2 separate regions of the Homo sapiens genome follow, and region 2 is linked to region 1. A link is a contact called in ENCODE Hi-C data. All regions are on one chromosome and are shown on one strand. Each heading gives the region's core, a stretch centred on a gene start or an enhancer-like site at or near the end of the contact. The rest is flanking DNA. Distances are from core to core; before and after follow the strand shown.

Region 1 (5,396 bases), core at 325-2,824:
GAGAATCACTTGAACCTGGGGGGCAGAGGTTGCAGTGAGCCGAGATTACAGCACTACACTCCTGCCTGGGTGACAGAGTGAGACTCTGTCTCAAAAAAATAGAAATAAAAATAAAATAAGTTATTGTGCTGGGAAGACCTTTAAAATTACTTCTAACTGGTAAAAACCTTTTGGAAGAATTGTTGTTATTACTTTAAAAAAATTTGTCAGTTTCTAAGCCCCTGAGCAAGACCTGATAAATACAATTAGAAGAAATGTGTGGGCTGGTTCAGCCTCTGCTTGGGAAACATACCCTGTGTAGGGACTGAGGGAAAAGAATTACTGGGTGGAATTTCATTTCTGTAGTGCAGTGGGTTGGTGAAGCTCTGTGGAGGGGTTTTTAAAGTCCATTGATTGTATTGAGTGACTCGCCACATACACATGTGTAATAAAGAGGTTTCATTAGATGCTGTATTGGGCCATTCTTGCATTGCAGTAAAGAAATATCTAAGACTGGGTAATTTATAAAGAAAAGAGGTTTAATTGGTTCGTGGATCTACAGGCTGTACAGGAAGCATGGTGCCGGCATGCTTCTGGTGAGGGCCTTAGGAAGCTTACAGTCATAGCAGAAGGTGAGGTGTGAACAGGCACATCACATGACAAAAGCAGGAGTGGGGGTGTGGGGGTGCCACACACTTTTAAACAACCATATCTCAAGGGAGCTCATTTACTGACTCAAGGAGAGCACCAAGGGGATGGCACTAAACCATTCGTGAGAAATCCACCCCCATGAGCCAACTACCAAGCCCCACCTGCAACATTGGGGATTACAGTTTAACATGAAATTTAGAGGCTGGGCCCGTTGGCTTACACCTGTAATCCCAGCACTTTGGGAGGCTGAGTTGGGCAGATCACTTGAGGTCAGGAGTTTGAGACCAGCCTGGCAACATGGCGAAACCCCATCTCTACTAAAAATACAAAAAACATTAGCTGGACGTTGGCAGGTGCCTGTAGTCCCAGCTACTCAGGGAGGCTGAGGCAGGAGAATCTCTTGAACCCGGGAGGCAGAGGTTGCAGTGAGCCAAGATCATGCCATTGCACTCCAACCTGGGTGACAGAGAGAGACTCCGTCTTAAAAAATATATATATATATATATATATATATATATATATATATATGCGAAATTTAGAGGGGACACATGTCTAAACTATGTCAGATGCTAAGCTGTAATGGATTGCAGTTTTCATACAGATCACAAGATCACATTCTGATATATGTCACAAAGTACAAGCTTTGAGGCCATCTGGTTTATGGAGAACTGGGGAGTTGCTGAAAGAATCAATGATGGACTTATTTATGACCATAGTAAGCGTTTCAGTTGTAACAAGTTATAATAAATGTACACTATGCTTTCTATGTAATCTATTTAGGTGAAATGGAGTATATCAAATCAAGGACCCTGTAGGGGAAAAGAAGAAAAGAGAACAGCAAGTTAAAATAGCTTTGGGCAGGAAAGCAGAGGCCCGTGAAGAAACCACTTTCTGTTTATGACTAATTCTCTCATGACCCCCAGGCTCGCCAGTTTTTTCAGGGTTGCTAAAGGCAGAATGGGTTCTAGTAACTACCAGAATGGGTACTGGTTTTCATGCTGAAAGACCGTATTTATCTGCTCTTAAGCCTCTAACTGAAATGGATGGCACATAGATTACACAGGGTCGAAAGTCATGTGAAAGTAACCCCTGAAGCCTTTGCAGAATATTTGTTTCTACTTTTGTTCTGTTTTTGGAAAGTGTATGTGATAAAGTAGTTTCTGTTTGCTTTTGAATATGGCATCATTAATTTTCTATATACCTACCAAAATTATTATTAGCTTGTGTGGCTGGTTCAGTTTTACTAAGTTGATTAATGTTTCTTCTAGACAAACAGCAGTCGATGAACAAGGAAAGGACCTACTGAAAGATATACCTGTAGAAAGAAAGATTTCCCCAAGGGTTTCAAATTTGATAAGTTAGCCAATATAAAGTATGAAATGTGAAGTTCAGATTTTTCACATAAATTACTTGGCATAATTATGTAGTGTACAACAGACTTTTTTCTGTGGTACTTAATGTAATTTGCTTAAACATAGACATCTTGGGGTAAAACACCTGCCATGTCCCAGAGACCCAGAATAATCTAGATTTTTTATCTTGTGTAGGTTGGACACAGTAAACTTTACTGGTTTTTGTCACTAAATATTAGTAGCAATTTTTTTCTTCATTCTGAACATTTTGTATGTAAGCTACTTTGTAATTTTTGTCACAGAAGAACGAAAAACTTCTTTAAAAATCTTTGTATTACAAGCAGTTTTTTTTTTTTTTTTTTTTTTTTTTTTGAGACAGAGTCTCACTCTGTCACCCAGGCTGGAGCGCAGTGGTGCTATCTTGGCTCACTGCAACTTCCACCTCCTGGGTTCAAGCAATTCTCCCACCTTAGCCTCCCGAGTAGCTGGGATTACAGGCGCCTGCCACCATGCCTGGCTAATTTGTTTTTTTGGAGAGATAGGGTTTCACCATGTTGGCCAGGCCTAGTCTTGAACTCCTGGCTTCAAGTGATTCGCCCTCCTTGGCCTCCCAAAGTGCTGGGATTACAAGTGTGAGTCACCATGCCCGGCCCAAAGTAGTTTGATGCATAATTGAAAATTGTAATCTTATGACTGTGGATAATGGTGCTGTGTCTTCTGTATGACTCATGATAGCATGGTTGAATGACCCGTTGTACACCATGAAGATACCTTTTTGCTTAAAGACTCAGCTGCTCCTAGTTTGGTCTTCAGCTGTCAAATGTATACGTCCTGATGTAGAGTTATATTTTACTTCTCCCCTGCCTCCCTCTCTCTCTCTCTCTCACAAATCCCTAGGTAGTGTCGCCTGCCTCTGGTGGGACCCTATTCAGCGGTTACTCTTCTCAGGAGCATCTGACAACAGCATCATCATGTGGGACATCGGAGGAAGGAAAGGCCGGACGCTGTTACTTCAGGGCCATCAGTGCGTGACCACTTGTGGGGGTGGGGAAAGAATCCGAGTTAGTGGGGAGCTAGTGAAAGGCATTAATAGTCTGATACCACTTTCTGCAAACCCCACGTTCTAAGATGGCAATTATCATTGATAGGGCTCAGTTCACTTTTAACTGCTTTCTGTCAGCCCCGAGTGTCTGATGTTTAGTAGCAAAAAACTAAACAAAACAAACAAACAAACAAAAAAACAAATGCAGGGCTTTCTTCCTCCTTAGTCCAAAGAGCACTTGCCACTTTTTCTCTCAAGGAGTCACCCTGTTGAAATATCTGATTAAGGCAGGCATAGGATAGAGATGCAGGTGAGGACTTTGACCATGGAAGGTTGCATGTAACATGATACTAAGCTGTTGTTGAGCTGGGAGCCTAACTTGTTTTTTGTTCTTTGTTTTTTTATTCTAAAAGATATTAAATTAAGAAATGTTGTCTAGTTTGACAGTGGAATTCACCTGAGTGATACCATTGTATATTTAGGATCTTGCCCTGTAGCCCTGAAAGAAAAAGAAATACATCTTCACCTTGCTTTCTTTTCTTTCCTTTTTGGCTAGGCTGCAGCTGTTACTATAATCACAGTCAAGCTGAAAATTAGCTGAGGAAACATATTATACACAAGTATAACAGGCCAAGAGCTTGTTTCCTTGGGCATCCTAAGGGGTAGTATGACAGGCATGCAGGAGGGACAGAGGTCTTTACCCCATCTGTGTGTGTCTGTGTGTGTTTGTGTGTGCACACTAGTGATCTTTGTGGTGTTTGACTCCTTGTTCATATGAATTGTGGTCAGTAGGGGAGTTATACCTCCTTCGTTCTTGTTTCTGAACAAGTAGGTAAATCTTATGCATCTGAAAGGGAAATCATGTTGATTGGTCCCAAAAACCATAGCCCTCATCAAATCTCTGGCCTACAATTCTTAATGACCGATTTGAAAGTAGTCATATATTTTATAGAAAGTATCATTCTGTATTATGAGTTATAAAATGCCAAGTAAAGTTTATACTAGAATTCATTTTACCATGCTAAATAGTCAGTGGTAAAATACCACTTGCTGATTTTAATGAGGAGAGCAATTTGAGCCTAAATGAAGACAGTTCCTGTGTTTTTCCGCATGGAGACAAGTGACTGTTGTGTGTGCTGTTTGCAGTGACAAGGTGCAGTCGCTGTGCTACCTTCAGCTCACCAGGCAGCTCGTCTCCTGTTCCTCGGACGGCGGAATTGCAGTGTGGAACATGGATGTTAGCAGAGAAGAGGTAAGAGACAAGGGCAAGTCCAGGCTGATCGGGGGAGACCCCCAGGAACCTGGCTTCTTCTTGGCTTTTCACCCCGCAAGCTGTAAATGCTGGTCCAGGTGCAGACAGTCCCAGCTTCCCCTTCTGCTAATGGGTTATTTCTGACAAGGTCCTTTGTGTCATTTTGCATTGCTTCCTCTGCTCATTTGAGAGTTTCTACCAATGACATGCAGTATATACAATCAGCGTTTAGGCTGGTTCTCAGCCTTGAGCAATACACTGAGATAACACTTTGAGACAGATTTCTGGCATATCCAGTGATTTGGACTGCATAGAGGTCCTCCGAAGCACCATTGTGGTCCCGTAGCATTCCTGTAGGAAACCCTGAGAGATGCATCAGTGACTGCTGTCAGGGACATAGCTAAACACTTGACAGGTTTCTGGGAAAATATATTTCCATTTCTCTGCTTTTACTTCCCATTGAGTTCTAGTTCACTGAGGCCATGTCGACATAGTATTCTTTTCAGGTGACCTAATTTCTAACTTGGTTCGGCCACTAACTAGTTGTGAGACCTTATTTGGTTAAGTGCCTTAATTTCTCTAAGTATCTGTTCCCTCCTACATAAAGTGGAATTGTGGAATGAAATGACTTCTCAGTTGTCTTCCAGTTCTTTAGACAGACAGTCTAATTGTCTAAACAATCTCTCTCTCTCTTTTTTTTTTTTGAGACAGGGTCTTGCTTTGTCACCCAGGCTGGAGTGCAGTGGCATGATCTTGGCTCTCTGCAGCCTCAACCTCCCAGGCTTAAGCGATCCTCCCACTTCAGCTTCCTGAGTAGCTGGGGCTACAGGCATACACTACCATGCACAGCTTATTTTTCAATTTTTTTTTTTTTTTTTTGGTAGAGACAGGGTCTTGCTGTATCGTCTAGGCTGGTCTCAAACTCCTGGGCTCAAGCAATCCTCCTGCCTCAGTCTCCCAAATTGCTGGGATTATAGGCATGAGGCACTGTGTACATTCTCTTTTTTAAATATTTTGAAGAATGCTGCAGTGAATATTCTTGACCTTGTCATTGTGTGATTGATCAATTATTTATTTCAGACAAATTTCTGGAAATAGACCTTCTGGGTCCAAGGATATA
Region 2 (5,396 bases), core at 881-3,380, 3.0 Mb before region 1:
ACCCTTCCTAGGGGACTTCACTCTTTCTTGTCCCTACAGAAGGCAGTAGGACTGTCTACTCAGTCAATTTGGCACGGCTGAATGAAATGAGAGAGGGAGGGCCAAGGGCCACACCCTCAGGGTGACCCTCCTCTTCCAGGAGGCATCAGACAGCAGCTTCCACATGCTGGGTCGTTTTCCATGGGGTTCCTGTGTCCTTCAATTCTCAGCTCACAGAAAAAAGGCCGAGTTCGCAGGCTATTTGCAAATTGCACTGAGTGTTCTAATTTTCCTATTTAATTTGCTATTGTATTTATTACTTTGAAAATGGAGTGGTGTAGAAATAAGTCACCACTTATTTTTTAAGGCTTTTAAAACTAAGAGTTTAAATATTATAATTAGGGGAAAATCCTCTTTAAAAATTAAACAAAGCACTTGCTTAAATTTCATAACATGTCTGCAAAAAGCTTTACTAACCGCTTCATCATGAGACACAGAAAAAAGAAACAAGACATTAAACTCCCGAGAATCATCTCTTTTATCAGTACTAATGAGTATTAAATTGTATTGAAAATACAATAAAACTGGACATTTTCAATAAATGAAGCTCCCACTGCCTCCTCTAAGTACGTACAGTGGAAACACATTAATAAGCAAACGTGGGAAAATGAGGATCTGCTTAAATGCAACACAGCCTGTAAAAATCAACCAAAAGTGAACACGACCTGCTAATAAAGGTGCCAGTGCAGTGCCTGGAAAGCTTTCTACTATCATGAATATTATATGGTTCTCAAGAATACCAGTCATCAGCACAAACTGTGAAACAAATTATTTATGGTTCAAGAAAAGGTAAAATAGTCTCAGAAGACTTCCCATGAATAAAAGATGAAATAGTGGAACTCAGTCTATAAAACAAGTGTTTGCAAACCAGTTTTCTTACAAGTCAAAATGAGAATCGCATTGAAAATTAAGAGGTCTAAAAAATACAAGTATTTCTAAATGAAATATTTTCATTGAGTATCAATTTGAAGGGAAAAACAAAATTAAAAAAAGCAGGAGCTAAGCTTCAAGCAATAACAGACTTGGTTTCGCCATGCATGAATATATGGCTCATCCACCAAGGACCCGGTCATCAGTCTGAATTCTTTAAAATACTGGCCATGCACTTCAGTCCAGGCTTTGTTTTCTTTTTCACCTTTGCCTTGCACGTATATTAATTCATGGACTATTATAGAAGAATGCATTATTTTAAAGGCACTTTAGTTCTCTGCATTCTTTAGGAAATCGTGGTTTTCTGCGGGTAGCATTAAGGTTGAGGGTATAAATATATACTGATATTTGTCCCCTAAGAAAGTATCAGATTCGAAATTTAAGTTTGCAGCCTCTTTTGTGGAGCAATGTAAGGAACTGCACTGGTTGTTTTACCTTTCGGTTTAAAAAGAAAAACAGGCATATTAGGGAATTCTTGAGCTGAACCACAGGGAAACTTGGGGTTGCTTCTGTTCACATTAAAATTAACATGAACTTCCAAGCTGTTGTCATGCCAAAGGTGTTTTATTCTGTACCTGCACATGCTTCCATGATTTTCTTCAGAGGCCCTTGAGTGTACATTAGTCCAACAAGAATCCCAGCCAGATGCCCAGCGAAGGAAGTCCTAGGAGGGAAGGAGACCCTTTGTGAGTGTTTGTTCTGCTGCTGATTAGAGACATTCTGTCTTCTCATTAGCCCAGTGCATGTCAAATAGTCACAGTCTGCAGGCTTTGTTCCACATCAAGTCTTTTATGCTAAGCAGCATTTAACTCAGTCCAAAGAACAACATCTCCTACCTTAAAAAAAAGTACAATGAATAACAACCACCACATGTTTAAAACGCAACACCCCTCCTTAACCAGGGGAAGTGGGTTGTCTCCTCCAGAGCAGTGGAAGCATTTGGTCAAGACAAGTCATTACATCGCTTTCCGTTTTTTTTCTGTACCTCTTATCACAAAACATAAATAAAATCAGTTTTCTCTGTTTGGCATTAAATCTGGAATTATCCAGCCATTGTGAGGGATGATGTCTATCTGTGTTATGGCAGGGCAGACTGCTGCAGTTTTCTACACCATGGATGAGTGAAGCAGAGAGCAAGTGAAACTCAGCAAAAGGAACTGAGATGCCCACCTGCATCCACCAAAGTTGTCTTCATGTGTATGTTTCAGTCACTCAGAACAAAGAAACATACATTTAAATTTCAAACTTGAAAGATGAGTTAGGGCATGAAAGTGTTTGCGTTAGGGCATGACAGTGGTTTAACTCTTCTTAAACTGGCATCTAAAACCAGCAATTACTTGTAAGATTTATTTTCAGAGGTCTACTTTGACCCAAGTGGCAACACTCTTTGTGGAGTTCCCTGGCTGAATGACCTCCCAACCAGCCTGAGTTTAAGAAATTACTGGCGATTCTCAAAAACCTCTGCTGTTACCACAAAGGGGGGGGTCCTACACAACGAGTTGTTCTTTAAGCACTTGACCTCAATTTCCAGCTGCCCGCCACCCTCTAGACACCCCCGCGCACACATGCACACATCCACTAGCACCTTAAACTAGACTTTTCTGGGGTGCCACTCCCACTTCCCGTTTGTAATGCCTCTCATACCCCTCCCAGCCTTCCCATTCCTACTGCCACAACCATGCTTACTGCCATCTGGACTATTTGGAAATGCCCAGTGTTGGGCACAGAGTGAACCCCAGATGAATGTGTGTTGAATGAATAAAATAAATGAAAGAAAATCATCCAGCTGGTCTCCCTGCAAGCCAGCTCTTGCTCTCCAGTGCATCCCACACACGGCCATCAGTTATCCTCCTGAGGCAGAAGGCAAGTGGTGTCATTGCCATCCTCTGAAATCCACTGGTTCTCACAGAATACTCCGGTGTGTGTTTAAGCCCTTCCAACACTTGGCCTTGCCCATCTCTGCAAAGTCAGAGGGTGGAGACCTCATCGTCTACTACCTCCATTCCCACATGCCCCACTGTCACATCCCCCAAGCACTCTCTGACCATAGGCTAAGCCAAACAGCACCTCTGTCAAAAAATGCCACCCCAGTTGAAGAGCCGTTCTTTCCTTCTCCTGCCTCCCCTCAGAGCTGAGGCTCCTACCTTATTCTGGCACGAAGCCAGTCTGCTGGTGGCACAGTACTTACACGTCTGCCTGCCTGTCCGTCTCTCTCTGTCACACACAAACTCCCTGAGGGCAGCAATGGTGTCTCATTCATACATTATACAAAATTAGAAGCTTAAAAAAAAAAAAAAGCCAAGCAAATGAACGCATTCCCACAGCCTGGAATAGTGACCTCTCATTCCAGAAGGTGGGAAACTGAAAGTTATGAAAGAGCCTGATGGAGACTCCAAGAACATAGCCTTTATGTGGCTTTTACATATGTATTCCAAACACCCAGGACAGGGCCAGGCACATGAGAGGCACTCAAGGATATGTTGAGTAAATGGCTCAAGTGTGCCAGGACCGTTTCACCAAGACCAACAGGAGGTAAGTTAAAACCACTAGATGTTCAGCTCAGGGTGCTTGCTGAGCCACGGCAATCACAGAGCTAAGAATCCGCCATTTGGTAACCTACACGAGACTCAGAGTCAAAACCAATACATTTCGCCTACTATGGCAGCAGCCTAGGGGAGATTCCCTGAAACACCACAAGCAAGATGGTTCTGAGTAATTTTCTTTGTCTCCAAGCTATGAAAAGACTCGCTGGCTCTCAGGAAAAGAACATGCAATGAGGAACACTTGAAAGAAAGAGACAAACAGGAGCCTTGTAAAGAGAACAGCATTGATGCTTGTTCCCATTAGCTGACTAAATGACACTATTGCCCAGACAAGCCCTCACATACATGCACACGTGCTAAAAGTCATGGCACATGCATGCGCGTGCACACACACACAGACACGCACACACACCACATACACGATCATCCCCTCAGGAGAGCATTATTTTCATCAGATATATCTACTGAAACAGGAGTTCCCTGACCCCCCTCCCCCCCCGCTTGCAGGATGTGCCACAGTGGTGTAACTTGTCTGTTTGGTGACCGTGCATGCTTAAACCCCTTACGGGAAGGGGAGCACACAGATGGGCAGGTGCAGGAGCTGGGATGAGTGCCCCTAGGCTTCAGCCTCACGGCAACGTCCAGGGGTGTGTATCTGCGACTCCTGAAACCCAAGTGGGTGTGTGTTACAGTGCGCTCTTTTAACCTTGCGGTCCACAGGCAGCTTAAGGGTTAGACAGCTCAGTGAACCCTCTGCCTTTCCACAAAGGCAGAGGGCCAGTGTGAAAGTTTTCTGTTTCCCTGTTTCTTCTCTGGCATCCAGGAAAAATCAGATCACACGTGGACTTGAAGGATGAATGTGGGGCTTTTATTGGGTGATGGAGGTGGCTCCCAGTGGGATGGATGGGGAGGTGGAAGAAGGATGGAGTGGGAAGATGGTCTTCCCCTGGAGTTTGGCTGTCCAGTGACATATCTCCTCTCCGATCATGTCCAGGTAAACTCCCTCTTAGCATTCAGATGCTCCTTCTCTCTGTTGCGCCGTTCTGCTATTCTTCTGCTCTTCTGTTCATCTCCTTGTCTCCTTCTGGAGCCTGGGGTCTCAGGTTTATATGGATACAGGAGAGGGGGGTGTGGTGGGCCAATAGGCAGCTTTTGGATGCAAAAACAGGAATGCCTGTTCCCATTTAGGGCTGTGGGTTTCCAGGCTTGAGGGTGGGGCCTTTGCTGGGAACCGCCCTCTTCTACCCACTGTTTCTGCCTCCTGTCCGTGTCACTACTTCATATAATAAAATTATGGGATTGAACATTTTTTCCCATTTTCTGGCAAGAATAGTAGGAACTATGCTTTTAGCTCCCCAGCCAAGCTAAGAAATTCTATAGTCACCCCCCATTATCTGCAGACCCCCAACTGGATGGCTGAAACCACAGATAGTACTGAACCTTATATATACTATGCTTTTCTCATCTCATAATCATAACAGCTACTAAGTGACTCACGGGTGGGTAGCAGAGACAGCATGGACACACGGGGCAAAGAGATGATTCACGTCCTGGGTGAGACGGGGTGAGATTTCACCATGCTATGCAGAGCAGTGTGAAATTTAAAACTTATAAATGGCTTATTTCTGGAATTTTCCATTTAATGTTTTTGGATCAAGGTTGACTGGGGCTAACTAAAAATGCAGAAGGCAAAATCACAGATAAGGGGGACCACTGTACTTATTTTATTCTATGCTCAGGCTCAGTACAATCGGCCACCTATTAATAGTTGTAAAAATGACAAAGAAAGTGGCAGTTTGAGAGATACAAAGAAGTGGCCAGGACCAGTTAAAAAAATAATAATAACTTCAATTTAGATGAAAAGAATATAATAATATTGGTATT

Evidence for each region. A loop is a pair of places that touch in the nucleus more often than their neighbours do. Pooled maps may share reads with other maps.
Region 2: a map of B cell shows a loop between it and region 1 (13-fold over the local background). The contact joins two enhancer-like sites. A Hi-C loop is called at or near these places in 1 of 168 maps with a recorded cell type or tissue (B cell), 2 of 37 single-sample maps with no recorded cell type and 1 of 50 pooled maps.

The regions. Positions count from the first base shown.
Region 1 is chr2:223,893,114-223,898,509 of GRCh38, reverse strand. WDFY1 (WD repeat and FYVE domain containing 1) reads left to right here. Exons shown (of 12, transcript NM_020830.5): 7 at 2,880-3,006; 8 at 4,171-4,276. Among named protein-coding and RNA genes, the nearest start is that of WDFY1, 50 kb to the left of the region's middle. RefSeq lists enhancers at 1,372-1,571, 1,692-1,751, 2,493-2,552, 2,563-2,712, 2,723-2,782. Within about 2 kb of position 1,574, at least 5 of the 41 ENCODE cell types and tissues checked have a DNase peak (open chromatin) inside an H3K27ac peak, as active enhancers do; they include B cell, where a contact is called at or near this core.
Region 2 is chr2:226,903,030-226,908,425 of GRCh38, reverse strand. It overlaps RHBDD1 (rhomboid domain containing 1), which reads right to left. Exons shown (of 9, transcript NM_001167608.3): 6 at 1,545-1,633. Among named protein-coding and RNA genes, the nearest start is that of RHBDD1, 70 kb to the right of the region's middle. RefSeq lists a silencer at 3,430-3,579. Within about 2 kb of position 2,130, at least 3 of the 41 ENCODE cell types and tissues checked have a DNase peak (open chromatin) inside an H3K27ac peak, as active enhancers do; they include B cell, where a contact is called at or near this core.